Linked DNA regions of Homo sapiens: region 1 is linked to region 2. A link is a loop called in an ENCODE intact Hi-C map of the cell type or tissue named here. Cell type or tissue: OCI-LY7. All regions are shown on one strand. Links, peaks and the distances in the headings refer to the core of each region. The heading gives the core; the rest is flanking DNA. Region 1 holds the start of LOC124900332 (small nucleolar RNA SNORA17). Region 2 overlaps TMEM19 (transmembrane protein 19).

Region 1 (15,688 bases), core at 8,299-10,798, 55 kb after region 2:
TAAAGTAAACATGTCAGCATTCCATAAAATAGACCTGAAGTACACCTGTGGAAGTGGAATATTTGCTACTTATGAGTTATTATGAAGTAAAACAAGGAGTGTTACCTGAAATCAGACAGTAAATTGTAATACCAGATGTGGATGGCTGTGGCTTATAACACACGCAATGAACTTGGGTATTTGATAGATGTTTGAAGTATATGTTGTTTGTGTATTCCTACATGGCTCAGATCACTTGGGTGCAGTTTTCTGCATTCTTAGTGTTTCTCTGAGACAAATCACACATAAGTAAATATAAATTTGTGTTATGCTCAAATTCTTTTCTTTTCTTTTCTTTTTTTTTTTTTTTTTTTGAGACAAGAGTCTTGCTCTGTTACCCAGGATGGAGTACAGTGGTACAATCTCAGCTCACTGCAACCTCCACCTCCCGGGTCCAAGCGATTCTCCTGCCTCAGCCTTCCGAGTAGCTGGGACTACAGGCGTGCACCACCATGCCTGGCTAATTTTTTGTATTTTCAGTAGAGACAGAGTTTTGCCATGTTGCCCAGGCTGGTCTTGAACTCCTGACCTCAGGTGATCCACCCGCCTCGGCCTCCCAAAGCACTGGGATTGCAGGCATAAGCCACTGTGCCTGGCTGCTCGAATTATTTTCTAATGTATCAGTCATGTTGCAACAAATTCACATTTATAGACTAAGCCTTTCAACAGAACTCATTTGTCTTGAAATTTGGTCATTGCCTTCTATTTACATTGATTTAGATGCTAGATTAGTCATTTATTTATTGAATAAGTCACGTATTCTTTGGTTCACTTGAGCAGTCAAATTAGGATGTTTGGAACATTGACAGGTGTGGTGTTATGGTAAAAACACCAGACTTAAAATTAAGATCTAGTTTAAATCCTAGCTTTGCAATTTCAGTTTTGTCATCTTAAGGAAAGATTTCTGAGTTTTTAACATAATCTGTTTTAGCTACAAAAGTATCTCAACAGGATTGTAGATATTCTGTAACTTTATCATGTGATGTTTAAAGCTGTTGTAGATTAGGTAATATATAAATGTAAGATTTTGTACATTATTTCATCAGTCATCTGGGCCCAAGGCTAGATATCTGGAAAAAATGTATGGATGGACTTAATTTTATTGATACTTAAGCTGCCTCTACTGATGCTTTTCTAGGTAAATGACCAATTCTCTAATGCACAAATCCAATACAGTCTGTAAACATTGCATTCATTCCAATTTAGAGGACTGGATTAATTTAGTCATCATTATATTCTATCAGTGTGGATAATCCACTTGGTAATTAAGTGTTGCTGCTTGTTTCTATGCTTTATAAATTCTCTTCTCATTTGAAGTGACTATTTCTAGTTCAGAAGTCATTTTATTAAAAGTGTGGCTTTATTTTAATATTTTGAATCATTTTGCCTTATAACTTTGAGGAATGAGGCTGATAAGAGTTTGTTCAGATTTTCATTCTCTTTAATGGTATTTCCTTTTGGTTGAGAGATTGAGAAAATGAGACCCTTTAATGATCTCTTTTAAAATAATTACCAGATATTATATAGGATTATTTTATTTTAGATTGTGGCTATCTTTTGGATTATTCAAAAGATATTATTTTATTTTAAAGGATTACAAGATAAAGAACAAAATTTAACAAGAAGAATTAGTACCTCAGATATTCTGTCTGAAAAGGTAAGATACTGCTTTGTGAGACTATCATCTCTGTAAGACCCATTTTTGCATTGCTTTATTTTGTTCTTTTGTAAGGGAAGTCTATCTTACTTTCACTTATTTTCTTTCATCATTCCTATAACTCCATTTGGACATAAGCCTTAAAGAAATTCTGGATCGACATCTTGCAGTCTCTTTTCCCTGGGTTCTGCAAATTATGTTTAATTAAAGTGTTATATATATTCATACGGGATCTTTTTTTTAATCATTTGTTTTTTGAAACCTTTAATTTTGATCCAGATATTTTCTCCATTTTTTGTGTGTTATCCTGTGTGGGTAAGCTTTTGGAGTAAGGTAGACCTTCACCTGGTGTCAAATTCTACCTCCACTTCTTGTTAACTGAGTGACTTTGTATAAACTATTTAGCCTTTGCTTGCTTCTATATTCTTTTCTACAAACTGAACTTAATGTCTTCTGTTATCTGGGTTGTTGTGAGGTTTCAGTAGAATGAAACACAGAAGCCTCAAGCACTGTGTTTGACGTATAACAGGCACTCAATAACCCAAGCCTTTTCAATTTGTTGAATTAGAGATCTGAAATATCTGTAGTTTTTTTCTTTTGAGATTTCAGTTTGTTTTTTTGCATAAATTGAAATGATTTAAATAGTCTAGGAGCTTTAGGAAAAAGATGGCCCTGAATTTAGAAATGATAATATAACGTACACATACACATTTTTTAATACCCTCACAATAACCCTATGAATCAAGTTGACATTATATACATTTTGTAGATGAAGTAAGAGTCATTTGAGTAGATTAAGTGACTTGCCTAAAGTTACATAGGAATTAAGTGTCAGAGCAAGTAATTTAATGAGCTTGTCTGACTAGTGGGAACTAACGAGCTTAGCTCTGTGCTCTTGCTGTTCAAGTAGCTACCTCACGTAGCATATAGGTGGGTGACAGAATCAGTGGTTTCTTTCATTCCAAAGAGAGTAGTTGCAAAAAGTAATCAAAAGTGTCACTGGGCGTGGTGGCTTATGCCTGTAATCCCAGCACTCTGGAAGGCTGAGGTAGTTTGATCACTTTAGCTCAGGAGTTTGAGACCAGCCTGGGCAACATAGTGAGATCCAAAGTTGAAAAAAATTAAATAATTTAAAACAAGAAAACAAAAAGACTTTGTCTCAATGGAACAGTGAGGATAGCTTTATTTTAGTTAAACTCTGTACATGAGTACTGTTTAATAGAATTTTCTACAATAATGGAAATGTTTTATAGCTGAATTCTCCAATATGGTAGCTGTTAGCTACATGTGGCTATGAAGAACTTGAAAAGTGATTAGTGTGGCTTAGGTACAAATTTTTAAATTCAGTTTTGGTTGATTTAAATTCAGATAGCCACATGTGGCTCATTGCTACCATATTGAACAGCACAGCTCTAGAATTTCAGTACTAGGTAATAGAATTTGATACGTTTAAGTGACGTAGAATTTAAAAAAGAACCATAATAATTTTAAAATTATTGCTTACATGTACTTACCAACAGTGGAAAAGGTAACTGTCTTGGTTTGGTTAAACTGAAGTACTGAAGTGTATGACAGTAGTTTAGGGCTTATAGTAGTTCATATTCAGGTGAAATCATTAGTTAGTATCCACTGTTTTCTTTATGTTTAACAATAGAAAGAATTTAATTGGATTTTAGGAGAAAATATAATTACAATTTACCTATAAGAAAAAGTTATTAGATAAGTGGGCCTTAATCTTTTGGAATCTTTTTTGACTCTTCCTTTCCCTTCCATGCACATACATAAAGAAAAAAGAGGGTTTGTGTTTAACTTCAGGGGTGGGGAAGCCAAAGCTATCCTCCCACCCCTTATTAAAGTCCATGGACTCTAATTAAAAACCTCTAGGGAGCCTGACATTTTTCAGTTCTATTTTTGCTATAATGGAGAGAACAGATTAATTTTTTAAACTATTTCGAAAGTGAAATGCAAAAGTTATTTCAATTGGAAAAAAGTTCTCAGACATCTGCTTTTAACATTATTGTCCTGTTTTAGCTTTCCTGAAGAAAAGTCTTGTCTGTTCAAAATATATAAAATATTCAGATAAATATCTGTAGCCTTAGAACACATAACAGTCAGCTGTAAGCAAATCTCTATAGATTTTTCCCTTCAATAGTAATTTAAAGAATTAAAAAATATACACATAAAAGAAAATTTGTAAGTTTGAATCTTGACATTCAGTGTGTCTGTTGTTCTCTATTACTGGTGAGGCCAGCAAATCACATGATCAGGGAACCACTTCCTTCTTCTTTCCTTACCTCTCCTGGGTCTTGATTTCTTCATTGCATTTGCTGCCATCAGACTTTTACTCTTTCCGGTTTGGGAAGCCCTTTTAAATGTTAGCTACTAACTCTTTTCTTTTTTGCATTATCGTGTTCTATCAGTTGTACCGCCTTACCAACCCTACATTACATATATACACATACCTTCTGCAGACTCATCTTCTATTCGTATTTTAGGAATTACATTAGAGTCTCAGGCTGTGGGAAGTAAATTAGTTTACTTATTTTATCTGTATTTGCCTTGTCATATTTGCCTTCACACTTCAAATTTTTATCATAAAGGATTTGACTTGATGAAATGTGTAAGCTAAATAATAGAATTAAAAAATTTTAGCTCTTTCTTTTTGCTTTAAAGAAACTTGGTGAAGATGAAGAGGAACTATCTGAATTACAGCTTCGCCTTTTGGCTCTTCAGTCAGCCAGTAAAAAATGGCAACAAAAAGAACAGCAGGTGATGAAAGAAAGCAAAGAAAAGTTGACTAAGACGAAAACTGTACAGCAAAAAGTTAAAACAAGTACAAAAACACATTCGGCCAAAAAAGTTAGCACTACAGGTGATCATTTTTATTAAATTCTTGTGTTTTTGTTTTGTTTTCTTTTCTTTTGTTTTTTGAGACAGAGTTTTGCTCTTGTCGCCCAGGCTGGAGTACAGTGGCATGATCTTTGCTTACTGCAACCTCCACCTCCCAGGTTCAGGCGATTCTCCTGCCTCAGCCTCCCAAGTAGCTGGGATTACAGGCGCCCACCACCACGCCTGGCTAATTTTTTGTATTTTTAGTAGAGACGGGGTTTGGCGGTGTTGGGCTAACTGGTCTCAAACTCCTGACGTCAGGTGATCCACTCGCCTCAGCCTCCCAAAGTGCTGGGATTACAGGCGTGAGCCACTGCCTGTTAAATTCTTTTAGTTGAATTTATGTGTAAGTATAGTTTTGAGATTTTAATTCAGAGTTTTGAGTTTGGGGAATTACAGGGCCCTAAAATGGAAGACAATCTTATATAAACAACTTAGGAGCATCATCACTGATTAATCAATAATGAAAATATTTTTTAAGACTCTTATTTTTCTTTTATCTCCTAACAGATGCTAATGTTTATGTGTTTTTTATTTAAAGCTAAACAAGCATTGAGGAAGCAGCAAACAAAGGCATGGAAGAAACTACAACAACAAAAAGAGCAGGAAAGACAGAAAGAAGAGGATCAGCGGAAACAAGCTGAAGAAGAAGAGAGAAGGAAAAGAGAGGAAGAAATCAGAAAAATTCGAGATCTCTCAAATCAGGAAGAACAGTACAATCGATTCATGAAATTGGTTGGTGGCAAGAGGAGATCAAGAAGTAAAGTAAGAAATGCAAAAATATAAAATCAAAACGTTACTCTAAGTTTCCTTAAAGTCATATTTCATAGATTCTGTCAAATAAGGAAGTTTATTTTATAAATAACTCTTGGAAAAAAGGAAGGTAGGTTATAATTGGGAAAGCATCTTTTATAGTTGTAGGTATTGGAAGAAGAAATGAAGGCTAAAATTATTATTAGCAGAGACTGCTTTTAGGTTTTTTACGATTTTCTGTTTAGATGAAAGTAGGATTACTAAATTGTGGTGAAAACTTATTCTGAAAATGGCTGTTAAGTCTTAAGTACAGGGGTAGAATTTCATTAGTTTTTCATTGTTTAGTAATGTAGATTGAGAAGTGTGTCATGACTAGTATGGACTACCTTAATAAATGTTAAATCATGATATAGTAATAACCTTAGTGCATGTGGCTATTTTGTATTTAGTGGTCAAACATTTGTTGAACATTTACTATGTATATAAATATACTTGTCGTCTTGTCTTTTTCTCTCTCCCTCCCTTCTTTTACCCTCTCCACCCAAAAAGAAGAAAAAAGCCCAAAAAGAGTATACTTGAGAATGTATTAATGAAGAGTAGAGGGATATTAAAGAGTAAATTCGTTAATTGGAGTTAGGTTTGCTTAAGCAAGGAATATTGTAAATATTTATACTTTGAAATTTTTTTTTTTTTTGAGATGGAGTCTTACTCTTGTTGCCCAGGCTGGAGTGCAATGGCATGTTTCGGCTCACTGCAACCTCCACCTCCCAGGTTCAAACAATTCTCCTGCCCCAGTCTCCCGAGTAGCTGGGATTACAGGCACCCACCACCATGCCTGGCTAATTTTTTTGTATTTTTAGTAGAGACGGGGTTTCACCATGTTGGCCAGGCTGGTCTTGAACTCCCGACCGCATGAGCCACCGCGCCAGGCCAATAGAATCTTTTTCTAGAGATAAATATGGTATTATTTGCACATTATTCTTTACCTCCTTCTCGAGAGGTTTTGCGAGTTTTTAGTTTATTATAAACTGTCTCTGAGTGAAACATAGTAAGAAGTAGACAAGAAAACAACATACAATAGATAAACACATTTACCCAGAATTTATAGCTTTCAGGTATCATTAATTTATTTATAATTAAAATGTTTTTGAATTTTTGGGGAAATATTCTGTATGTAGTCGTGATGACATAAAACTTGTTTTTGTATTCCTCTAGTTTCTTAATCATACAGAAGTCATAAGTGTACAAGAGTTTGGTGTCATTTTATACAGGAAGAGCTAATTATTTAGTGGCTCAGCTAACAATGGGGGATTTCGTCTGTATAGCTCGTACTTTGGAAATTCCATTTTCTATCTGATTATACAGTTATAAAATGTCAACCAGTGTACCTATCATTTGAATTGAATTTCCCAAAGATGTGATAGGCACATCTAACTGAATCACCATGATTTTTGATACTCTTCCATAGAAGATAACTATCAGTTCTTTTGTGATTTGTAACCCAAGACAGAAAATGCTTTGAAACTAAAAAAGTGTTGTATACTTAGTCTTCAGATCCTGACCTGAGGCGATCCTTAGATAAGCAACCTACTGATAGTGGAGGAGGCATTTATCAGTATGATAACTATGAAGAAGTTGCTATGGATACAGATAGTGAAACCAGTTCTCCAGGTATGAGCCAAAACTTGAAACCTTTGTGTATTTACATGTATTAAATAGAGAATAGTCATTATGGTACTCAAAACCTTTAAAGAAATGTGTAATGAAAGTGAGATTTGCTGATGAACTGTATGGCGATAGACATTATTTGTTGTTGTAAATACTTAGAGAGCAAACCTCAAATAAGTAATATTAACCTTTATTTCCGAGTGTTTCTAGATAGCCTTTAAATTAAAAAACAAATAAATAAGACATTGTTTAAACTCTGTTAACTGTTTGCTCTAGAAAGTGAAGATTGGGCCGGGTGCAGTGGCTCACACCTGTAATCCCAGTACTTTGGGATGCTGAGGTGGGCAGATTGCTTGAGGCCGGGAGTTGGAGACCAGCCTGGCTGACATGGCGAAACCCTGTCTCTACTAAAAATACAAAAATTCGCTGGGTGTGGTGGCATGTGCCTTTAATCCCAGCTTCTTGGGAGGCTAAGGCATGAGAATTTCTTGAACCTGGAAGGTGGAGGTTGCAGTGAGCTGACGTCGTACCACTGCACTCCCGCCTGAGTGACAGAGCAAGATTCTGTCTCAAAAAATAAAAAGTGAAGAATGGGAAAGATGAGAACATTACTCTTTAAAAAAACAAACTCTTGATCTTTATATCCAAGATACTTTCTGCTTTAGTCAAAGAACAAAATTCCTTTTTTGCTATTTGGCTTCCTGTCTCTTTCTAGTACGATAATTTGTAGAAATTTTGAGACAGAAAGTGATAGTACTAGTGGCATCTCAGGAAAGGCTGGTTAGAACTGGTCAGGGCTGTAACTCTCCTTTAGGTTGCATAGTCTAGAATCTGACTTATCTTTGAGGGCCAGAGACTTGATTTTGTTGATGTTCAGGGGTGATTGGCTGTGAGAGACCTATTCCTTCACAAATAATTTAAAACACTTAAGACTGAGGCAGATAACAGAACGCAGTTGGCATTCCAGGAACTGGAGAATTTGGAAGAACACATGATCAGTGTATTTCTCCCTATAGTCACATAGTGAGACCAAATCAAAACTGGAATCCTACTTTGGTGTATCTAGACTAGAGACAAAACAAAATATGTATTATTTGGCTAGTGTTTACCAAAATGCTCATTTTTCAGGTTGTTACTTTAAGCTGGTGTTTGATAGTCTTATATTATGTTTTGATAACACAATTTAACTTGCTTTGGTCAATCTTTAATTTTCTTATTTTCAGATTCTTGGAGATGATTCATTATAATTCCCAAGTATTGACAATATTATTAATACTTTATTTCTATAAAATAACTTTATGATCTATGCTTTTTAAATGATTTTGTGAAACATATAGAGAACATACTCTCTAAGCGGCTTTGTCAAATTTTAATTTTTTGCCACGTTAACTGCGGATATTTATATATATGTATTTTTTTCCATTCAAGATCAATTTTTTTCTCAAATTTTGCCAACACAGACATATTATATTTGAAGAAATGTGCATTAAAAACATCTTTTAATTCACTTTATCTTGTATTAAAAAAGAATGTTTTCCATATAGAGTTTTTCGCCGGGCGGGGGAAAAAAAAAACCAAGAGAATTCAAATACGGTAAAAAACTAGTTTAGGATCTGAGGTTTCAGGCAGTTCAGAAATTGCCAGAAGGTTATTTATTTTTTTTCACTAGGATACCACAGTGGCAGAACAACTTAAAAATCAGAATACTAAAATGATGGGGTGGTCCCGGCAGCTGCCCCTGGCCAGCTGGAGCACACAGTGCCACCAAGGTAGAGAGGCCAGAGGCAGTGGGCATCCCAGTGCCAGCCTGCCCGTTCCCTGTAATGAAAGCAGAGCAGGAACTGCAGTTGCATGGCCTTGGGGGTGGGTGGACTTGTGGAAAGCCAAGCTCTGAGGCTGCAAATACCTTGAGCACCACTGGTGGTCCCAGAGCAGGTTGAGCCTGTATCTGCACCTCTGTTCCAACCAGCCTTCTGGCACAGGGCAAGGCCCACATCTTGGCCTCTGCATCTTGATCTGGGCTGGGGCCAGTCCACCTGGTCTTTCTGGCCAGTGCTCACACTGTAAGCCAGTCACAAGTTCTGTCAGCTTCTTTCCTGTGTTAAAAAACAAGAATGGCTGGGCACGGTGACTCACACCTGTAATCCCAGAACTTTTGGGAGGCCGAGGCGGGAGGATCACCTGAGGTCAGCAGTTCAAAACCAGCCTGGCCAACATGGTGAAACCTCGCCTCTACTAAAAATACAAAAATTAGCCAGTAGTGGTGGCTCACCCCTGCAGTCCCAGCTACTCAGGAGCCTGAGGCAGGAGAATCGCTTGAACCTGGGAGGTGGAGGTTGTAGTGAGCTGAGATGGTGCCACTGCACTCTAGCCTGGGCACTGAGCGACACTCTGTCTCAAAAATAAATACATAAATAACAAGAAAGCTTGACACAGAATCAAGAGCACAATAAAACTGCACTCTAGCCTGGGCACTGAGTGAGACTCTGTCTCAAAAATAAATAACAAGAAAGCTTGACACAGAATCAAGAGCATAGTAAAAGTGGCTGCTGTTAATACTATTAACTGAATCAAACACCAGCAAACACTTGCCTAGTTCTTTGTCCTCCTGGATGATCCTGACATGGTGGGTAGCATGAACCAGCACATAATGGACTTCATCTTTCCTACCACTAGTTTCTAAAATTCATGAATGAAGGCTACTCTTGCTGAGGGCACCCTCTACCTTCCCACTGTCCTTTCAGACCCCCTAGTGGCTGACCCAACACAAAGGTCAGAAAGTCCTCAGAAGCCTCTCCTGGCACCTGGCAGTGAGTCAGGGCTGGTTAAATCTGGATGAGGATAGTGCAGCCTGGAGGGCTTTCCTCGGAGATCACTGCACTCACTAGGTCCACCCTCTCTCCCAGATACTAGGAAGGGAAAACATGCCAAGTCCATAAAACAATAGCACCATCAAGTGTCTGACTATTAAACATTCAAATGTTCATGGGGCAGAACACTGAGCATAGACATAGCCTCTCTTCTCTCTGCCACCTAATAACACAAATGTGACACAGCAGCCACATCTGCAGCGCTATGTAAAATGTTCCAAAGATTAGTGTATATTCAGATTATCTCATTTGGGACTCAAGTCAACCCCATATAAGGCATGTGGATAATAATGTATTGACTTGTGAGACAACTGGGATAAAGAAGAAATGTTAGATTTTCTCTGATTATATAGTTAGTGGGTAGGGTAGTAAGAGTAGTCTTTGAAACTGCTGTATTTCAGTGAGCCTAACAAGTCATTGAAGATAAAATACACAATTATTTTTATCTGCTACCAAGGAAGAAAAATGCTGAGATGCATCAATTGTAATTATTTCAAAATTAAAATGTGAAAAAATGTGCACCTTATTGACTAAATACACTAAGTAATTCTTCTCATTCCTAGTTTTATTTACTTTCAACACAGCTTATATGGTCCATGTCCTCAACTTTCTTTTGCTCCACAAGAAGGGAATAATGAAGTCACCACATCATTGTTTTCCTTTGGCTAGGGCACTTTGGCAGAATTTAAGGGAATTTTTTGTTTCATTATTTCTTAAAAAATATGCTTGTGTTTTTTTTTGTTTGTTTTTTTAAAGTATGTTTCTGTCTTTTCCTGCTTTATTCCCTGTTCTCATCATTAGGTTAAAAGTGGAACAAAGTGAGAGTTTTGAGGGACTAATTATTAGTTTAAAGTGAATGGCTGACTTTATGATGATATGACAATTTTAAATGGCTGGAGGTGGACTCATGAGGGGTTTAAAGATTTTATCAGAGGTTGATAAAATCTAATTTGCACTCCACCTAGATGTATTTCTTCAAACATAACATAAACTTAATATATTCCTGATGAAGTATTTCTGTTATTAAACTCTTAACAAAAAATTTTTTTACAGCTCCTTCACCAGTGCAACCGCCATTTTTCTCTGAATGTTCATTGGGGTATTTTTCTCCAGCACCATCTCTTTCTTTGCCTCCACCACCTCAGGTTTCTGTAAGTCAGAATTGATTTCTAAGAAAATTATTTTGTCTTGTCTTTTCTAATTTGTTTTTAAAAACGAATGGTTAGGTTTGAAGAGGGCTTAAAAAATCAGAATTGCTTACCAAGAATTAATAGCAATGAAATACGTAGAATAAACAGTTGATTATACCAGCAAGCTATCCATTTGGTAGATTTTTTTCATAGCTAATTTTTAATTTCATGTTGACTTTTCGGTACCTATCATGTTTCCTTCTTCACTTTACTCTCAGATAGTAGCTACTCAGAAAATTTATTCAAAAACAGAAGTTATCTACTGTTTTGGACTGTCTCTTTTTTAGGGAATTGGAATTTACATGCATTAGGATGCTTCTAAAAATTAATACTCTCCTTTCTCCTCTTTTCATAAAAATGGTTATTTTTAACTTGAAAATCCAGCAAAAGAAAAGCATTTTCTATGAAGTTAATTTCTTTTCCCCCCCATCTCCAGTCCTCCCACTAAAAATAAAACAAAAAAATAAAAACAATAAAAGGAAAAGGAAAAAAAGGAAGTAGAGGAATCACACATTAAAAGTTTTGACATTATTTTTAGATTGAGAGGACCTAGAGATCAAATTGAGTATCTCTCAGTAGGTGTAAGAGGGAACTTTTCCGTTTCAGGAAAGACGTCTAGTGTCTTTCTAGAACATATATGGTGAGGGGAATATTAGAGCCGATAGTGAGAGAGAAAACAGCACTTTCTTCGTTGTAATGTTTTCTTTTTGGGAATGAATAAATGAACTAAATGCCAAGGGAAATAGTGGAAGATCTTTGATGCAAATACATATCCAAATTTAGGGATTTGTGTAAAATTAGTTTCCTTTATAGATATTCTTTAAGAAGCCATTTTAAGAGAGTAGTGGTGATTCTTCTTGATACTTAATTAATGATTAAAGTACTCTGGACTATTATTCACAGAATCCCTTGGTTTCTAATTTTTATTTTTTACTGAAATATTATGTCTTGGGTTTCAGTACCTCTACTTGCTTTCAGGTAGTCATCTAGAAGGAAGGACCCTGTATAGTTTGATATCTATATCTTCTAGAATGCTAAATGGATATAAGAATTGGAACAGAGAAGTTTCTATAATTTTCCTTGAAGTTAATAAATGTTTCAAATATTGTTGATTTTTTTTAAAATTGTAAAAATAACACTTTTTCGTGGTTGGCTATTGATTTCTGGTTTGTTTTGAGGTTAACATATACTTAGCTTACTATATTTACAGCTAAAATAATAATGTAAAGTTTATTTTTTTCTAGTTTAATATTGCTGCAGAGAGAAGCATTTGAGTTGATAAAATTTGCGTTGTAATTCTTTCTTTTTTTAAAAAATAGTCTCTGCCACCTTTGAGCCAGCCTTATGTGGAAGGCTTGTGTGTTTCTCTTGAACCTCTACCTCCTCTACCACCATTACCACCTCTCCCACCTGAAGATCCAGAACAGCCTCCAAAACCACCTTTTGCAGATGAGGAAGAGGAGGAAGAAATGCTGCTTCGAGAAGAACTACTTAAATCTCTAGCAAATAAAAGAGCTTTTAAGCCAGAGGTAATTTAGGTACCTAAACCTCTAGGTGGTGCTCTTGAGCTTAGCTTTACGGTAGTCCTACTTTTTTCTGGTTACTTGGGCATCATTGGGCTTTTCAGCAAAGTGGGGATAATTCTAACATGCTCAAGATTTTTAAAGGTGGCAGAAATTTATTTTTATTTAGGAATGTTTAATGTCTTTCTCTTCCTTATGTAGGAAACATCCAGTAATAGTGACCCACCTTCACCTCCAGTTCTGAACAATTCACATCCTGTGCCAAGAAGCAATCTATCAATAGTCAGTATTAACACAGTGTCTCAGCCTAGGATACAGAATCCAAAGTTTCACAGAGGACCCCGTCTTCCACGAACTGTGATCTCGGTAAAAACAAAAATTTAATGCTACTTTTATTCAAACAGTTATGATAAATTTCTATGAAGTTTAGCTGTCCTGTTTTCTACCCCTTGGTTTATTTATATACACACATATATTCACATATAAATACAAATTTTTAAAATTTATTTTTAATTTATTAATGATAAAATGAGAGCAACACCTTCACTTGAAAACTGGTAAGAGTTTGGTGATAGTGTGTTGGGGGAGGTATTGTTTTCATCAGAGTGGTGTACTTTCCTCTGACATTTCTTCAGCTTTTTTTCTATAGAAATGGGCTCATTCAGATTTTCTATCTTTTTGGAGTCAAAATTTTAACAAATTGCATGTTTTTTATTTCTCCCATCTCTTTGTATACTTTGTGTATGTTTTCCAACCAATGACTACACTATGATGGAAGAAATTATTTATGATGTTTATTAAGGAGGTTGAAATGATAGTTTGTTTCTACCTTGTTTTGTAATGGCTTCAAAGTAAAATAAATAGAACAAAGACAAGTTGAAATCTTTCCTGTTAGGTAAGCCAGTTTTGGCAATTTACCCTCTATATGTAACCACAAAGTACAGAATTTTGATAATTATTATGTAAAATTAACAAAATTTTTCTTTGGTTTTAAAAGAGTTAATTTAAATTGCATTGTGGTTCTTTATAATAGAAAGTTAGTGAAAATAAAATTTTAATGAGAGTAATTATAGAATAGAAAGTCTTAAAGAATATACAACATTTTATGTCTCAGTCATATAACCAGTATTGGTCGACTCAGTGGATTATGTAATACAACCCTAGAAGGAGCCATAGACTGTCTACTTGGAGCCCATTATTTTTGTGGATTGAAATTGAACAAGGTTAAATGACATCCTTTTGTTATCACGAGTAATAAATATATTGTCTTTGCAGCTTCCAAAGCATAAATCAGTGGTTGTAACACTAAATGATTCAGATGATAGTGAATCTGATGGAGAGGCTTCCAAGTCAACAAATAGTGTTTTTGGTGGATTAGAGTCCATGATTAAAGAAGCAAGACGAACTGCTGAGGTAAGTGCAATAATTAAAGGTGGAAAGAAAGATGACCTTTTGATGATCAGTAAAGTTTATTTTTTCCTGAAAATTAAACCATAAAGTTATAGATTTTTAATAACATTGATTTGTGGAAATATTTTAAGTATTTGTGCTATTAGGACTTTATATAATGAAGCATGTATCAATGTAGATTGATTTTACTATTAAAAGTTTCCATTATTTGTGTTTCCTATTAAGTATTTCCTTTTTCAAAATAGTAAAATTGGTTGGATAATTGTTCTGTGTAGTAAGGAGACTGTTGTTTTAGAGTTGTGTTGTGTTACCAGAAAACAGTTTTTATTAAAATGTATTCTCTAAGTACAACTTTTATCGTTTTTTCCCTATTTCAGTAGTTGTTTAGCTGTGATTTAATTCAATGATTTTCAGACTGTAGATCTTCACTACTTGGTGGCGTATACAATTTAGTAGTTATCAACCAACATTGTTTTAGAAAAAAGAATAGAAAATGATGACATTCAGGTATTTCTAAATAAATTCAGTATACACTGGGTTGCAATGTAAAATATAAATCTTAGTATGGAATTTTGGAAAGCTGATGATCTAGTTGACTTCAAATGTTTTTTTTTTTTTAGCAAGCTTCAAAACCGAAAGTACCTCCAAAATCTGAAAAAGAAAATGATCCTCTGCGAACACCGGAGGCTTTGCCTGAAGAAAAGAAGATTGAATATAGATTGTTAAAGGAAGAGATTGCCAAGTAAGTGTAATTTTATGTAATTAACATTAAAAGTATGTGATGTTTTCAAAACTTCTCTTATAGAGTTTCTTGGCACTGGGGAATGAGTGATGATAGTTTTATCCAAGATACAGAGTTAATGTTTTATAACTCACACAGAAGATGGTGCTGGATGGTCATACATACACTTGAATAGAGTGATGTGCTAGGACATAACCAGCTTAGAAAAAAGATGAAAACACTCAAAGAGAAGGACTCCACTATCAACTTTGAATGCTGACTTGGGTCTTGCATATTGGTCATCATCTTTATTATTAGTCGGTGTGATTAATATTGTTACTGCATGAAATAGAATACATTTTAAAAATAGTTTAAGTTTATTCTTGGGTGTAATGCATATATCCTTTTTGATAATTTTAGCCGTGAGAAACAGCGTTTGATTAAATCAGATCAGCTGAAGACAAGTTCATCATCCCCAGCAAACTCTGATGTGGAAATTGATGGTATTGGCAGGATAGCAATGGTTACTAAGCAGGTTACAGATGCAGAATCAAAACTGAAAAAACATAGGTGAGCCTTGTTATCTTCACATATCTAATTGTTCCTGTGGTAGAGAAATACATTTTTGTGGTGTATGTTATTAATAAGCGTACTATAAGATTATACATTTTCTCACTTAAACTTTGTAGAATGTAGAAGTCTGTCATTTTGTTGAATGACACTACATTTACATAAAGTAATGAAATTAATGTTTAAATAAAAATACCGGCCAGGCGCGGTGGCTCACGCCTATAATCATAGCAATTTGAGAGGCCGAGGTGGGTGGATCACTTGAGATCAGGAGTTTGAGACTAGCCTGGCCAACACGGTGAAACCCTGTCTCTACTAAAAATACAAAAAAATTAGCTGGGCATGGTGGTGCATGCCTTGTAATCCCAGCTACTTGGGAGGCTGAGGCGGGAGAATCG
Region 2 (15,471 bases), core at 12,972-15,471:
AACAGTACCCGGCACAGCATAAACTACTACTATTATATTCCAAAATGCTTTTCCTTTGGAAGACTACATAGACTGTGCAGTTTTCTGTGTCCTCCTTCAAGATTCATTTCTTAGAAATTAAAAACAGGACACCATTTTTTAATCTAAATGGCAAAGATTAAGGAAGCAATAATATTCAGTGCTGCTGAAGCTGCAGTGAGACCAGTACGCTCATACACTGAGTTATTAGAAACTGCTGAAATCTTTCCAAAGAGCAATTAAGTAATGCTTAACAAAAGCCTTTGATGCAACAATTACACAAGGTAGTCCAAGACTTTTCCATAAACCAGTCATCACTATGCTATTTATTATAACACATATAGAATAAAAAACTAAATGCCCTCAAATAACAAATGAAAGTATGGTGATCTCTAAGCTGGATTGCCCAGCCATTAGAAATATGTTCAAATAATTTTTAATGGAAAGAGAAAATTCTTACACTCTGGAAAAGCTTCTCAGAGGAAGTGTTATTGAGCTGGTTTTTTAAGGATCAGTAAGGGAGTAGAAAAGAATTCCAGCCATAATGGATGGGTATATAAAGGAAAGGAAGCATTCAAGAGTTGGATAAGATTATACTCACCCATATGAGATAGTATATGTATTTTTTAGCTTCAAGTCTGGGCAATGAGGTAAAAAGGTTCCTCAAGGTTCTTTATTCTAGAATTCTATGACAATGTGTTGAGAATCTTGTCATGCAATAAGGTGTTTGCCACGTATTATTCCAAATGCAAATAGCTAAACAAGATCAGAAGAATTTGAAAAATTTGCCAAAACCCCAGTCTCATACCAGATTCGCTACATGGGCAAGAAGATATGTGATACTTACATTAATTCCTACAAGAATCTGAAAGTGAAGGTGATACAAACAGGAAGCAGGGAAATACTAGGTAGAAAAGGGTGTGGTCCCTGGTGAGGGCTCCACCCTCAAGCTTGGACCAGAGGCCTTAAATGAGAACTTCACATCCCTGTTTTCCCACCCAAATGTTGCCTTTTCCAAAACCACCCTGGCCTGTCCCACCCCCTACCCTGTACCCATAAAACCCCCAAGCTCCACTGGCAGGAGAGCAGAGCGGAGCGGCAGAGGAGGAGAGAAGAGAAGCAGCTGGAGAAAAGCAGCTTGACTTCAGAGGGATGGCTTGATGGCAGGACTTCAGAGAAGAGTTTGGCCAGGCATGGCCAAACTCCAGGGGAAGATTATCTGCTCACTCCATCCCTCTCCAGCTCCCCTTCCCACTGAGAGCCACTTCCATCTCTCAATAAAATTATCCGCATACACCACCCTTCAACTGGTTCTTGTGACCTGATTCTTCCTGGATGACAGACAAGAACTTGAGTACCAAGAGGGAAGAGTATAAAAGGCTGTGACCCTCACCCTCCACTGAGGTGGTGAACACTTAGCCATCTGCGAACAGCAAACGCTAAAAGAGCACTGATTGTAACACATGCCCTCTGGGGCTCTGGGGGTCACAGACACCCCCTCCCGGAAGGCAGAGCTAAAAGAGCATTGTAACATGCTTGGACTCTGCCGCGAGGCCTGCTCAAAGCTTGATCCTACCAGAGAGGAGTGACCAGATGGTTCCAGCATTTGTTCGCCCCGGCTCCTGCACCTGCTCACCTGTGTGCTTCCGCTTCTTGAGGGGTTCAGAGCTTTGGGCTGAGTAAATGAGCTACCCCTTCACAAGTCCTGTGAAGAGGTCAAGGGAAATATCCCGTCTTAAAGGTATCAAAAAATTCCCTTGAGTATCCACTGTTACTTTTATGTTATACTAAAATTCCATTTTACTCTTTCAGTTCATTGTTAATAAAGTAGTTTATAAAGAGAAGAAATAAGATTTGAAATAATGAGGAGGGGGTGGAAGGGAAAGAAGGGTGATTCCCAGAGATTATTTTGTTTACTTTGAGCATGTTTTTGATTCATAGAAAAAACAAATTTGATTACAGACTTTAGAAAAAACCTAAAATTAGTTTTGTATGTGTATTTTTAATAGCATTAAATACATCTGTAATTATCTCAGATAACAAGAATATTTTGGTGTACATCCTTCTAATCTTTCTTCCTAGATTTTTATTTTATTTTATTTCTGAGATGGAGTCTTACTCTGTTGCCCAGACTGGAGTACAGTGGTGCAATCTCAACTCACTGCAACCTTTGCCTCCTGGGTTCAAGTGATTCTCGTGCCTCAGCCAGCCAACTGAGTAGCTGGGACTACAGGCATGTACCACTACACCCGGCTAATTTTTGTATTTTTTAGTAGAGAAGGGTTTCACCATGTTGGCCAGACTGGTCTCGAACTCTTGACCTCAAGTGATCTGCCTGCCCCGGACTTCCAAAGTGCTAGGATTACAGGCATGAGCCACCGTGCCCGGCCTTCTTCCTAGATTTTTCTAGGATGTAAGCACCTGACTTGAAGCAGCAAAAAGACAATACTAATTATAACAATTTCATTGAGTTTAAAATGTGTTAAAACACACTTAAACAAATTATGTACAAAATATTGCAAATTTATTTATTTTTATTTTTTAAAGATAGGGTCTCACTCTGCTGCCCAGATTGGAGTACAGGGGTACAATCATAGTTCACTGCTGCCTTGAACTCCTGGGCTTAAGCAATCCTCTTGCCTTAGCCTCCTGGGTAGCTGGGACTACAAGCACACACCACTACACCTGGTTAATTTTAAATTTTTTTGTAGTGATGGGGGTCTTACTATGTTGACCAGGCTGGTCTCAAACTACTGGCCTCATGCAATCCTCCTGCTTCAACCACCTAAAGTGCTGGGATTATAGGCATAAGCCACTGTGCCTGGCCCATATCCCAAATTTATATCAGTAATTAGCTTGGGGAAGATAGGAGGAGCTCAGAGTTGCTGAGGAGATAGTGGGGGCAAAAGAATACTGGGCGTGGTGGTGCACGCCTGTAGTCCCAGCTACTCAGGAAGCTGAGGCAGGGGAATCACTTGAACCCAGGAGGCGGAAGCTGCAGTGAGCCGAGGTTGTACCACTGCACTCCAGCCTGGCCACAGAGCGAGATTCCTTCTAAAAAAAATAAAAAAATTTTAGCTTTATGTCTAATGTTGTAATTTTTATTTATTTTTATTATTACTTTTTAAATTGAGACAGAGTTTCTGTCACCCAGGTTGGAGTGCAGTGGCGCAATTATGGCTCCCTGTAGCCTCCAACTCCCATGCTCAAACAATCCTCCCACCTCAGCTTCCTGAGTGGCTGGGACTACAGGTGTACACACCACATTTGGCTAATTTTTTATTTTTTGTAGAGACGGGGTCTTGCTGTGCTGCCCAGGCTGGTCTCAAACTCCTGGCCTTAGGTGATTCTCCCACCTTGGCTTCCCAAAGTGCTGGGATCATAAACATGAGCTACCACATCTGGCCTAATGTTGTAATTTTTAAAAAGGAATAGTCAGTGTATTATTTAATATTAATAAAAATTTAAAAATCCAAACTTAAAAAAAGAGTTGCCATATTTATAAAATAAATTTTTGGCTGGGTGTGGTGGCTTGCACCTGTAATCTCACACTTTGGAAGGCTGAGGTGAGAAGATCACTTGCGCTCAGGAGTTCAAACCCATTATGGACAACATAGGACATAGTCTGGATTCATCTCTGCAAAAAATTAAAATAAAAAAAAAAAGTAGCCGGGTGTAGTAGTGCAAGTCTGTAGTCCCAGCTACTTGGGGGCTGAGGCGGGAGGATGACTTGAGCTGAGGAAGTTGAAGCTGCAGTAAGCTATGACTGTGCCACCGCACTCCAGCCTGGGCAATAGGGTAAGACCCTGTCTCAAAAAAATAAAAAATAAATAAAAATAAATCTTGTCTAGATTCACGATTAGATCTACAAAAAAAAATTTTTTTTTTGAAGAGGGCAGTTATGATAAATGGAGAGTGAAGTCTTGTCAGAGAAAATAATTTCAAGCCTCGCCCTGCCACTCCTTCACTTCTTCAATAATTTCCTGGCTCATTAGTTTCAAAAGCATTAATATTGTTTTGCATGATTGAAAAATGCTGGAAACATTCCAGTTCTCAGAAATTCAGGTAGCCAAACTGGTTTTTCATTTTGTATTTTCCTCCAGGAATATGGTGCTGATTATCACCTTCCAGTCATTCTTAAAAGAAACAATGATTAGAGTCAAACAACTTAATTCAATGAATACATATTGAATGCTTAAGTATTTTTAAAATATCAAGAACCACTTGGAGTTATAAAAACAGATACTCCATAAAGGAGATTAAATAATTAAGCCACATAATTGTGTTTTCCTTTTTTTTTCAAGATGGAGTCTTGCTCTGTCACCCAGGCTGGAGTGCGGTGGCACGCTCTCTGCTTACTGAAACCTCTGCCTCCTGGGTTCAAGTGATTCTCACGCCTCAGCCTCCTGAATAGCTGGGACTACAGGCATGCGCCACCATGCCCGGCTAAGAGATGGGGTTTCACTGTGTTGGCCGGGCTGGTCTTGAACTCCTGACCTCGTGATCTGCCCGCCTCGGCCTCCCAAAGTGTTAGGATTACAGGCATAAGCCACCTCGTCCGGCTGTGTTTTCATTTTTAAAGCACACCACAATTCACCTGAGATCTGGTGGCTAGTATAGATCATTCTCATTGTGATAGCACTGGGAACATTACATAAAACTTCAGGAAGATCAGATGATTGGGCCCTAGTATACCCACTGTGCCTAACAGGCAGCAGCTGTTCATATCACAGGTATGCGGCAAAGTTTAAAACATCATTTCACATGCTTTTTCTCTATACTAGTCCTTTATCTAATTGGGGCGGGGCTGCTATTTCTGCAGGCAGCATCCTATGTGTACAGCAGCTAGAAACAGGAAAGATATATGTGAGAAACAGATAACTCAAGTAATGAGAAAAGCTAATAATAGAATGACCTGCTGTATCAATTCTTTGGTCTCTTGGTGGCTCCATTTAATGAGTTTTCAACATGCTACTCCTGCAAGTCTTCTTCAGGAGCTGCCCCAAGCCACATATATCTGCTCTCTTCTATCATGGAACAGTATGATAAGAAACAGTACACCTTTATGCTGCTAGGTAGGCAGTTTTATTATGCTGTTACATAGAGCTCTTTCCATGAAAAGTGATTTTAACATGAACTGCCCATTCTGCAAAGAGGAAAAATATGTTGAATTAGTTAAATATCCAATTCAAAAGATGTTACAGTAAAATACATGTAAGACTTAACAAAAAAAAAAAAAAAGGACAGAGACACAATTTCTTATCCTCAATTCTCATCTCCAAAAAGCTATGAAAACCAGTTTATTTACAAAGCTTGGTGACAAAACCTGACCAAACTTGATCTGAGGCTCTTTATGATCTTTAGTTATACTTAGTGGGGATGTTCATAAATCACCACAAAAATAGGAGTATATTTGATAATGAGCTGCCATCCCAGACTTTTTTTTAGTAGTTTTGAGTGAAATATTTTACACAGATCCTATTAGTTTTTGAATAGCTCAAAAATTTTGATGCAAAACACAGCTAGACCTAAGTTTTCAAATAAAGGACTGCAAAGCAGTACTTCCCCAAACTGTTAATGATACAGTGATTCTACTAAATTCAAAGACAGTCCCAATAAATATTTTTGTCCCCTTGTATGTCATGAGGATAAATCTCCAGGGAAAAAAAGGGCATGTCAGAACGATGTGCAGGCTGTGTGAAAACTGACACATGATTTTATAAATGATGTAGCTGTAAGACACTGTGTCATTACCAGAAGTTATTCATCCATAAAGATAACATATTGTGTGGTTGCTAATAGTTATCTCCCTAAAACCGAAAAGTCCCATTCTTTTCAAGTGCTTAGATACAGTGCTTTAGGACATTCTTATGTAGTTCTAGTGCTTAGAATATTCTTTTTTTTTTTTTTTTTTTTTTTTTTTTTTTTTTTTTTTGAGATGGAGTCTAGATGGAGTCTCCCTCTGTTGCCCAGGCTGGAGTACAGTGGTGCAATCTTGGCTCACTGCAACCTCCACATCCCAGGTTCCAGCGATTCTCCTGCCTCAGCCTCCTGAGTGGCTGGGAATACAGGCACGCACCACCACACCTAATTTTTTGTATTTTTAGTAGAGACGGTGTTTCACCATGTTGGCCAGGCTGGTCTCGAACTCCTGACCTCAAGTGATCCACCCGCCTCGGCCTTCCAAAATGCTGGGATTACAGGCATGAGCCAGTGCGCCCGGCCCAGGATATTCTTATTCAGTGCTTCTCAATTTGGTTAAGCATTAGAATCTCCCAGAGAGCTTTGTAAAAATACCCATGCATGGGCCTCATTGTCCAACATTCTGACTAACTTGGTCTAGAAAGGGGCCCTGGCAACAATGTTTTAAAAACTCCTTACATGATGATTCAATGTACAGTCAGAGCTTTAAAAAGTCTCAATATCCAGGCTGTACCTTAGATCAGATAAATCAGAATTTTGCAGTGTGAAACCCAGACATCAGTACTTTTTTAAAAACATGCCCTGGTGGCTGGGCACAGTGGCTCACATCTTGTAATAGATCTTTGGGAGGCTGAGATGGGCAGATCACTTGAGGTCAGGAGTTCGAGACCAGCCTAGCCAACGTGGCGAAACCCTGTCTCTACTGAAAATACAAAAATTAGCCGGGCGTGATGGTGCACGCCTGTGATCCCAGCTACTTGGGAGGCTGAGGCATGAGAATCACGTGAACCCAGGAGGCGGAGCTGAGATCATGCCACTGTGCTGGAGTCCAGCCTGGGCCACAGTGTGAGACTCTGTCTCAAAAAACAAACACATAAACAAAAAAAGCAAACATGCCCTGGTGCTTCCAATGTATACCCAAAGTTTAACCCAATTGTTGCAACCCCCTGATCTAACTGGCTTAAAGGTTAAGGGTGTGATTGTTTTTTCTTCTGTCCTGAAGTAAGTCAGTTCTAGATCATCACCATAGTAGGGCCACCAATAAAGAATTCTAAGCATTATCCACTCTGGTGGTGGTGTATTCATAAATCCTTCCCCAGTTTCTTTAAAAAAGCAAAAGGGGCAGGAGGAAGAAGGTACAGAAATCACATGAGAAACATTTAAAAATACTTTTAGTAAAATACTCTGTACCCTGTCAAAACTCCTTTGGCACACAGTAAATCATAGTGAAGAACAAACATAGCAGAATTGCCTTAGTTGAGGCTACAGTGTAAGAGAGAATACAACTTAGAAGGTAATAATAGAAAAATCATAGCATTTTCCAGCAATTGATATGACAGTAAATTTATAAAGAAATACAATAATTTCCCAGTGACTCTTAACTGTTCAGGATGCCAGTGCTAAACCAGGTTGCCATACATAATTCAAAGAAAGCTAGAAAACACATTCCACATATTAAATTGAAGATAATTTTTGTTCAGAGAGCAACTGAAACATATAGTAAGTTATATATTTTTTAGATATAAGATAAAATTCTTTTGCTTTTAGTTAAAATGATTTTTTTCATACATTCTAATGGACATATGAAAAAGATATTTACTTTTTTTCATCACTAACCCTGAGGAAGGAAGAACAAATGTGGAGTAGGCCACAAAACTCACTAGGAACCAATCTCCACACTTTTCCCAATTGTGAATAGCAATTAATGGGAGAAGTTCAGGATACTACACTTGTTTAGGCTCCCATACACATCAGCTTAAACTATTTAAAATAGATACAACATTTGGGCAACTAGCACAGTGGCATTTCTCTGCTTCAACTGAGAACTATTTTAAATATCATCACTTTTATTTCCTACACTGGTTTAAACAAACAAAACAAAATAAGACAAAACTTGACATTGATTATGTAAGAACTTTCAGTTCAATATATAGTAATATGTAGGGACAATATAGCTTCATTGCTCAAGACTTCCATTCAGCAGGAAAAAAATGCATAAGTTCTAGGAATTCTTCTCTTTCACTAGAAAGACGCTAGCTATTACAGGGGAGTTGATGAGAGGAAAATGTGAAATCCCATCTCAATGGAATACAGGAGGAACTGGCATTTCCGCTTTGCCATTACAGTTATTATTCTTAGGATGAAAGTTGGAATTGCAAATTTAGCTGGACTCACCAGTTTCAACCTGTGGAAATGAAATAAAGTTCACCCCCTGGGCCAAAAACCCCAAGCAGCAGTTGGGAGCAAGAGGGCAATAAGAACAGAAGAAAACAGATTCACTGCGTTGTTATCAAGAATGGGTTTCCCTGCTATGTGCCTTGCCTTATTTGTTGGGCTGTTGACCACCATGCCAGTGCTTTCATCCAACCCTGGAATGGAAAAAGAAGCAAGTGAGATAGAAAACCCAAATGACTTCATTTTTTTTCTTTTCTTTCTTTTTTTTTTTTTTTATTATACTTTAAGTTCTAGGGTACATGTACTTGATTTTAAAAAAAGAACAAAATAGGCTTTTTCCTCCAAAGGAGACAATCTTTGAAAGGTTCTAAGTGACTTGCTAAATGACTTTAATGGATCATTTATATGATGAGAGACATGGGACCCTTGATTACAAATGGCCTCTTTGAATAAATGGGTTCTCAGTAATTTTCTGTCAATACCTCTGGAATTGCTTCAGAAGTGGAAGAGAGAACATGAAAAGCAGAGAGGGCATGAAACTGGCAGGTTGGGCCTGCCTTCCCAGTGGTTCCCCTCCAAGACTGATCTATGACGTCCTTGGGAGTAGGGATCATGTCTGTGGCCACAGTACTGTAAACGCAGGGTTGAGCATGGGGCTGGCACAAAGGAGGCACACAAAGATTTACAAAATCTCCCCTACTGCATGCATTTCTTTTCAACCCACTCAATGCAATCAGAAACTTCCCCAGTTAGAACCCAATTTAGAATAAAACCTACACTCTTTAAAAAACATGTTTACTGTCTGTGTGTGCGTGTAGAGTTATTGACCCTTTAGTGAGAATTAAGATCAGATTGCTTCGTCCTTAAAATCTAAATGAGACTAACAAAATGGAGAACAAATATTCTGACTGATGGAGAGGGGGAGGAAGGGCACATAGATTTTCTGAGGCATGAAGAGTGCTGGGAGGACTATACTGAGAGAACCCTTCTCTAGCCTTCCAACCTCTTCCTGATGTCAATCAAAGGAGAAACATGGTTGATGAGAGTGTGGAGCAAATACACACCTAACAGAATATGTGAGTACACTGATAGGATGGGAGAGCCTTAGAAACAAAGCACAGAAAATTTTGAGAAAAATATCTACCACTCTACCATATATCTTTTTTCTTTTTTTTTGAGATGGAGTCTTGCTCTGTTGCCCAGGCTATAGTGCAGTGGCATGATCTCGGCTCACTGCAATCTCCGCCTCCCAGGTTCATGCAATTCTCCTGCCTCAGCCTCCCAAGTAGCTGGGATTATAGGCAGGCGCCACTACACCAGATAATTTTTGTATTTTTAGTAGAGATGGGGTTTCACCATGTTGGCCAGGCTAGTCTCGAACTCCTGACCTCCAGTGATCTGCCCCCCTTGGCCTCCCAAAGTGCTGGGATTATAGATGTGAGCCACCGTGCCCAGACATCGACCATATATCTTAATGAAGCAAAAAACTCAGGGGCAAGAATAGCAAGCATGATACCACAGTAAGAAAGTAGGTCGTGTGTATAGTCAGATTTGTACAATTACTCCTCAAATGGAATAGGAAAATGAATGGAAGGAATTGTATTAAAATGATCTGATCCCAAACGTCTTGCTTTTCTGGGATTAGGTAATGGCTCACACAAAAACGTCTGTTCTCTGCACTATTGTATCTTCCCCACATGGCTTCTAATCATTGCTGCGCGGGACTAATTCTCTTTCAATTAATTTAATACAAAAGAATAAGAAAACCAAAATTGTGAAAGAGACTTTGCCCTATCATTTCTAGTCCCTCAACACCCTGTGTCTTTGGATTTGTTTTCATTGTTAACATTTTTTTCTTTCTTTTCCCTATTTCTTTAACATACCAATAAGTTGCAAGAATGAAGGAATGTTCTTACCAGTATACTGCATTGTAGCCCCTAAGTATGAGTCCACAATTGATCCTAGTAATCCAGCTAAACCACCAAATGCAATAATTGGCCACTGCGGGGCAGAAATGTCTAAATCATTCACAAAAATCAGCTGTGTGAGGAAGTATGCAATGCCCACAAAGGTACCACCAAGGAGACTGGAGACAAGGCCCACCACTGTAACTCCTCCATTGGTACCTGAAGAAGAAACATGCAGAAAATCATCCGGTTAATAATCAGCAAACACATAAAGGCAAGGACAGCAAGGTACCTATCTAATCAAGACTAATTTAAAGAAAGCATTCTCTTTAATGCAATCTAAAGACTGTAGCTTTTTAGAAAACAGTATTTTCTCCTCGGTAACTCTTGACATTTTAAGCAATGAAGCAGAATGGTTCAATGAAGCCAGACTGCCTGGTTTCAATCTTGGTTCTGCTTCTCTCTCTCTCTCTCTCTCTCTCTCTCTCTCTCTCTCTCTCTCTCTCTCTCTTTTCAGAGACAAGGTTTTGCTCTATCAACCAGGCTAGAGTACAATGGTGTGATCATAGCCTACTGCAGCCTCCAACTCCAGGCTCAAGTGATCCTCCCATCTCAGCCTCTCTAGTAGTTGGGATGACAGGCATGAGCCACCTTGCCAGGCCCAATTCTGCTACTCTTAAGCCATGTGACTGTAGTTAATTTATCTAACTTCTTTGTGCTTTAGTTTCTTTATAAGATATAAATAATAAAAGAACCAATTTATATGATTATTAGGAGTACTAAGTGGCAATCCGTGTAAAGCAGTTAGAATAGTGCTCTGTAGTAGGTATCTAAAATATGCTAGCTGTTACAATGATGATGAAGAAGAGGAGAAAAAAAAGGAGGAGAAGGTGATGATGGGGGATAGGATGGGTAGAAAGAAAAGAAGGGGACGAAGAGGAAGAGAAGCATCAGAGGACAAAAAGAAGCAGTATAGGTTGAGTATTCTCTTTACTTGAATTGCTTGAGACCAGAAGTGTTTTGGATTTCAAATTTTTTCAGAGTTTGGAATATTTGCATTATATAGACTTAACAGTTGAACATCCCGAATCTGAAAATCGTAAATCTGAAATGTTCCAATGAACATTTCCTGTGAGCATCATGTCAGTGTTCAAAAAGTTTGAGATTTTGGAGCATTTTGGATTTTGGATTTTCAGATTTGAGATGCTCAACCTATGTAGTTGTTGATAATGTTGATAATGGAGAATTGAGATATATCTTAAAGCACTGATATCCTAACAGGCCCTCAATAAATATTCTATTGTTCCCTCTCTTTTCCTTCCCTACTGATATGTTTGCAAATCAATCTCTATGTTCCTGTATTGCTTATCTAGGTCTTGCTAACATTTCCTGCAAATATTATTTATTATTACCAATTTAATAGTCGACAGAAATTTTCCAATTATTATTTAAAGAGACTAAATAAAGTTCTTAAAAGGCTCTAAAATACATTACATCAAGAGGTTTTTTGGTTTTTTTAAAGAATCTCAAATCAAGACTCACCAACTGTGTCTACCAATGGGTCAAAAAGAAGAAAAAACTCACCAACTGGAACTTTCTCCCAGGTTGTTATCAGTCTTGGAGAACTTTTACTCAGAACTGGGCCAACTTCTGAAGCCCATGTGTCTCCAGCAGAGCAGGCCAGTGCAGCCAAGAGAGACAAACACATCCAGGAAGCGGAGTACTGCTTGGAAAAATCGACTGGGATTTCCCCGGGGCCATTTTCTATCATGTACAGCAGGGCCAGTTCTGTGGGTACAGCTCCATTACAGAACACCTGAACCCAATTCCTTTGCCCACCTGGAAACAAACAGATGAAAAGGACAAACAAATGATTCCTCCTTAGAAGAAAAACCATGCAGTTATAGGTGTTTATGTTTTAAAGTTTAAGAAAAGAAAAACAACAAAAAAATTTAAAAACAGTAAAAGTGTTATGGTACATTTGCCCAGATTTTATACTGTTATTAACAAATCTGGAAAAATCATGATAGACTCTAGTGCTTCTAAAATTCTGCTGTCATTTCCCATTGTTGTGAAATAAATTATAAACTCAATTTGGCTACTAAAGGAATTCTCATATAAAATTGATGTGTTTTGACAGTTTAAACAACATTCTGATTAAAAGCTTATGTTGGCTGGGCGCAGTGGCTCACGCTTGTAATCCCAGCACTTTGGGAGGCCGAGGCAGGCGGATCACGAGGTCAGGAGATTGCGACCATCCTGGCTAATACGGTGAAACCCCGTCTCTACTAAAAATACAAAAAAATTAGCCAGGCATGGTTGCAGGCGCCTGTAGTCCCAGCTACTCAGGAAGCTGAGCCAGGAGAATGGTGTGAACCCGGGAGGCGGAGCTTACAGCGAGCCGAGATTGCGCCAGTGCACTCCAGCCTGGGCAACAGAGCAAGACTCCGTCTCAAAAAAAAAAACAAAAACAAAAACAAAAAAAAACCTTATGTTAGGATTAAATGAAGTTTACTATTTTGAATGATATCAAACATAATTTTACCTTCCTTATATTCTGAATCTAGACGCTTCTTCACTTCTCCCTTCCATTTAGTGAGTTTCGAAGAAGACAAGAAAAACATCAGCAAAGAGGTAAAAAAGCTGAAATTTGCAATGGTTAGGATAAATCCAACGACTAGCCCTGAAAGAAACATATATAAACACAGAATTATATTCAATTCATACATCAATGCTGTGAAAAAAGAATGGATTTTTTCCATTATTTTTATATTATAACCTGAAATGTACATTTCTAGCAATTTGCATTTTACCAATTAAATTCTTAGCAAGCAGTAAACTGAATGCCATTTTGAGTACACATTTTTTACCATATTTTAATCTCCTTTCAAGCAATGCCATATGAATGTAAGATAATATTTTAGATAATATTTTTAAAATTATCTTAATTTAAAAAAATTAGAAATAGAGATGGGGTCTCACTATATTGCCCAGGCTGGTCTCAAACTCCTGGGCTCAAGCAATCTGCCCAGCATTGGCCTCCTAAAGTGCTGGGATTGCAGGAGTGAGCCACAGCACCTGGCCTTCTTTTTCTATAATAACCCTTTCCATTGCTTAGCTCAAAGTTCAGATATCATAACCAATGAGATAGTTACTCATTGACCCTTCCAGAGATACTCAATTACTGGTATTTAACTTTGGTACCTTTTAATCGAGAGTACAGAAACAGGGTAACTTGATATAAAGTATTAATAATAACAAAGTGCTTCAGCTCTGGAGTTGAACAGTCTAGAGTTCAAACTGTGGCTCCTTCACTTACCTCTTCAAGATTAGGATAAGTTACCTAACCTCCTTAAGTCTCAATTTTGCATTGGTGAAATGAGAATAATCAGAATTCTGACTTTACCGGCTTGCTGTAAAAAGTCAGGGATAATTTTTGTAATATGCTTATTATATTATCCAGGATGTAAGAGGTCCTTAATAAGTGTTACCTAATATCATGGATACTAATAACAGCAACAGTTCCAGTGGCAAAAGCTCAACAATAATAATGATAAATATTACAATATTGTTATCCAACCTTTAAGTTTTTTCAACTGATTTTTAAAACATTACAAAAGTTGTATGCAACTACTGAAGGGGAAAGTCAAAACACATGGAAGTATACAAACTGAAAGTCAAAGTGTCTCCCCTCCTCCTCTTCATGAATATTCACTGTTAACAATTTGTTCCACCGTCTCTAAACAAACCCAAGGTAGAAGAGCCCTACACAACCTACACTGAGATGTTACAAATGGCATCTATATCCTTTTTACTTCAGCCACCTTAAAATACCACATGAAGCAATTAATGTTCATGTTGGTGACAGCTTCAGATTGAGGAAATGAACAAGACAAGCTTTGAGGGAATGGTTTCTTTCATGCAGTGTAAAGATCGCTTGGAACTTTTGGCAACTCCTACCTATGTCTACATTTTAGATTAGTAACTGCTATCTCCTGTTCATACCTTTTCTACCTCTCCATCCTGCAGATCTCTAAATATCATTGATAAGGGGTTCATATATATGACAATAGGGCACTCCCAAATAATTTGAAGACTTGAGGACTATGGTTGCCTTGTGAGCCTAAAACAGGTAAATTCTGTACCTAACAGATAGCATTGGGGGAGTAAAATGACACTGTCTACAAATTTCTGACAATGGGAGTAGAGTTATACCCCAAATTCCAACCAGGGTGACCTGGGTAATCTCCAGGAGGCATAAAAGAGAAAGGCAGGACTGGAATTTCATAGTAATTTAATAAACTCAAAGCTCACCTATTGCTTCATACATATTCTATAATAATTTACTTGGCTAGCCCAAAATGTAGAAAGTGAAGGCCAAAAGAACCAGAGGTTGGCAGACTTCTTGAACCATGTCCAAGGGAGGGGAACCTTTGATTTGTGGATTTGCATAACTGTTTCTCAGACTTTGTACTCACCAAAGCAGCCTTCTAATTATAATCTGACTTCTCAAGTGGCCTGACTACAAGAATAGGGCATGCCTGAACAGTGATGTTTGTGTTCTTCTGCCTGGTAGTTCTTCTATCTGATTAATGAAGTGGCATTCTGGCTCATATAGCAATCCTTTATGACAATGAGCAACACTCAACCAGTTTTCTAGGCTCTAATCAACTCTGGGTACATGACAGAGTGAGGCTTCTACTTCAGAAAGACTGAAACCAGACCCAAAGTATAGTGACCAAAAAGAGGTCAGGCCACCCTTGTGAAACCACACAGAGCACCACCAGTGGCCTTTCCTGACAACACCCCCTCTTGCTGTGCTCTTCCACAAACACTTTGCCACAAATCCCCCTCATGTGACCCTCTCCTTATTCTGGCAATGCTCGCTCTCTCTCCAAGAGACCAGAGCCCTCCACTTCAGTGTGCAGCTTAGAGACTGACTGTGACTGAACCCCTGCCTAATCCTCTTAACACTGAGGTATATGTTTCTGTCATGAATGGTTCTAAATACCCAGATCCTGAGGAAGTTCTGTAACTCTTACTTCTAAATCCTAGACACACTAAAGTCATGATGTAGCAAAGTAAAATTTCTTATAACTGTGTGTATTAGTCTGCTGTCACGCTGCTAATAAAAACAAACCTGAAACTGGGTAATTTATAAAGAAAAGAGGTTCAACTGGCTCACAGTTCCACATGGCTGGGGAGGCCTCACAATCATGGCCAAAGGCAAATGAGGAGCAAAGTCACATCTTACATAGCGGCAGGCAAGGGGGCTTGTGTAGGTGAACTCCCCTTTACAAAACCATCAGCTCTCGTGAGACTTATTCACTATCACGAGAACAGCACGGGAAAGACCTGTCCCATGATTCAATTACCTCCTACCAGGTCCCTCCCTTGACATGTGGGAATTATGGGAGCTACAATTCAAGATGAGATTTGTGTGGAGACA

What was found. Peaks named below come from ENCODE experiments on the same cell type or tissue, not always from the same donor. Only the 100,000 strongest peaks of a DNase experiment are listed, where the experiment ranks them.
Region 1: it touches region 2 in a loop (3.0-fold over the local background); 5 of 110 quality-filtered maps call a loop at or near these places.

The regions. Positions count from the first base shown.
Region 1 is chr12:71,633,757-71,649,444 of GRCh38, reverse strand. It overlaps ZFC3H1 (zinc finger C3H1-type containing), which reads left to right. Exons shown (of 35, transcript NM_144982.5): 3 at 1,632-1,696; 4 at 4,370-4,568; 5 at 5,127-5,350; 6 at 6,886-7,009; 7 at 10,930-11,027; 8 at 12,386-12,595; 9 at 12,791-12,955; 10 at 13,865-14,002; 11 at 14,620-14,741; 12 at 15,141-15,290. It overlaps LOC124900332 (small nucleolar RNA SNORA17), which reads right to left and starts at 10,090; the gene lies at 9,962-10,090. In OCI-LY7, for the core only: a CTCF peak has its summit at 9,761; a DNase peak (open chromatin) is centred at 9,754.
Region 2 is chr12:71,693,670-71,709,140 of GRCh38, reverse strand. It overlaps TMEM19 (transmembrane protein 19), which reads right to left. Exons shown (of 6, transcript NM_018279.4): 3 at 12,568-12,705; 4 at 11,607-11,861; 5 at 10,032-10,241; 6 at 4,094-8,309. The coding sequence ends at 8,146. It overlaps LOC107984530 (a long non-coding RNA gene), which reads right to left and starts at 676. Exons shown (of 3, transcript XR_001749202.1): 1 at 620-676. RefSeq lists a silencer at 1,199-1,404 and an enhancer at 14,511-14,610. In OCI-LY7, for the core only: no CTCF peak of the experiment used is centred there; DNase peaks (open chromatin) are centred at 14,500 and 15,290; H3K4me3 peaks cover 2,338 bases; H3K27ac peaks cover 2,500 bases.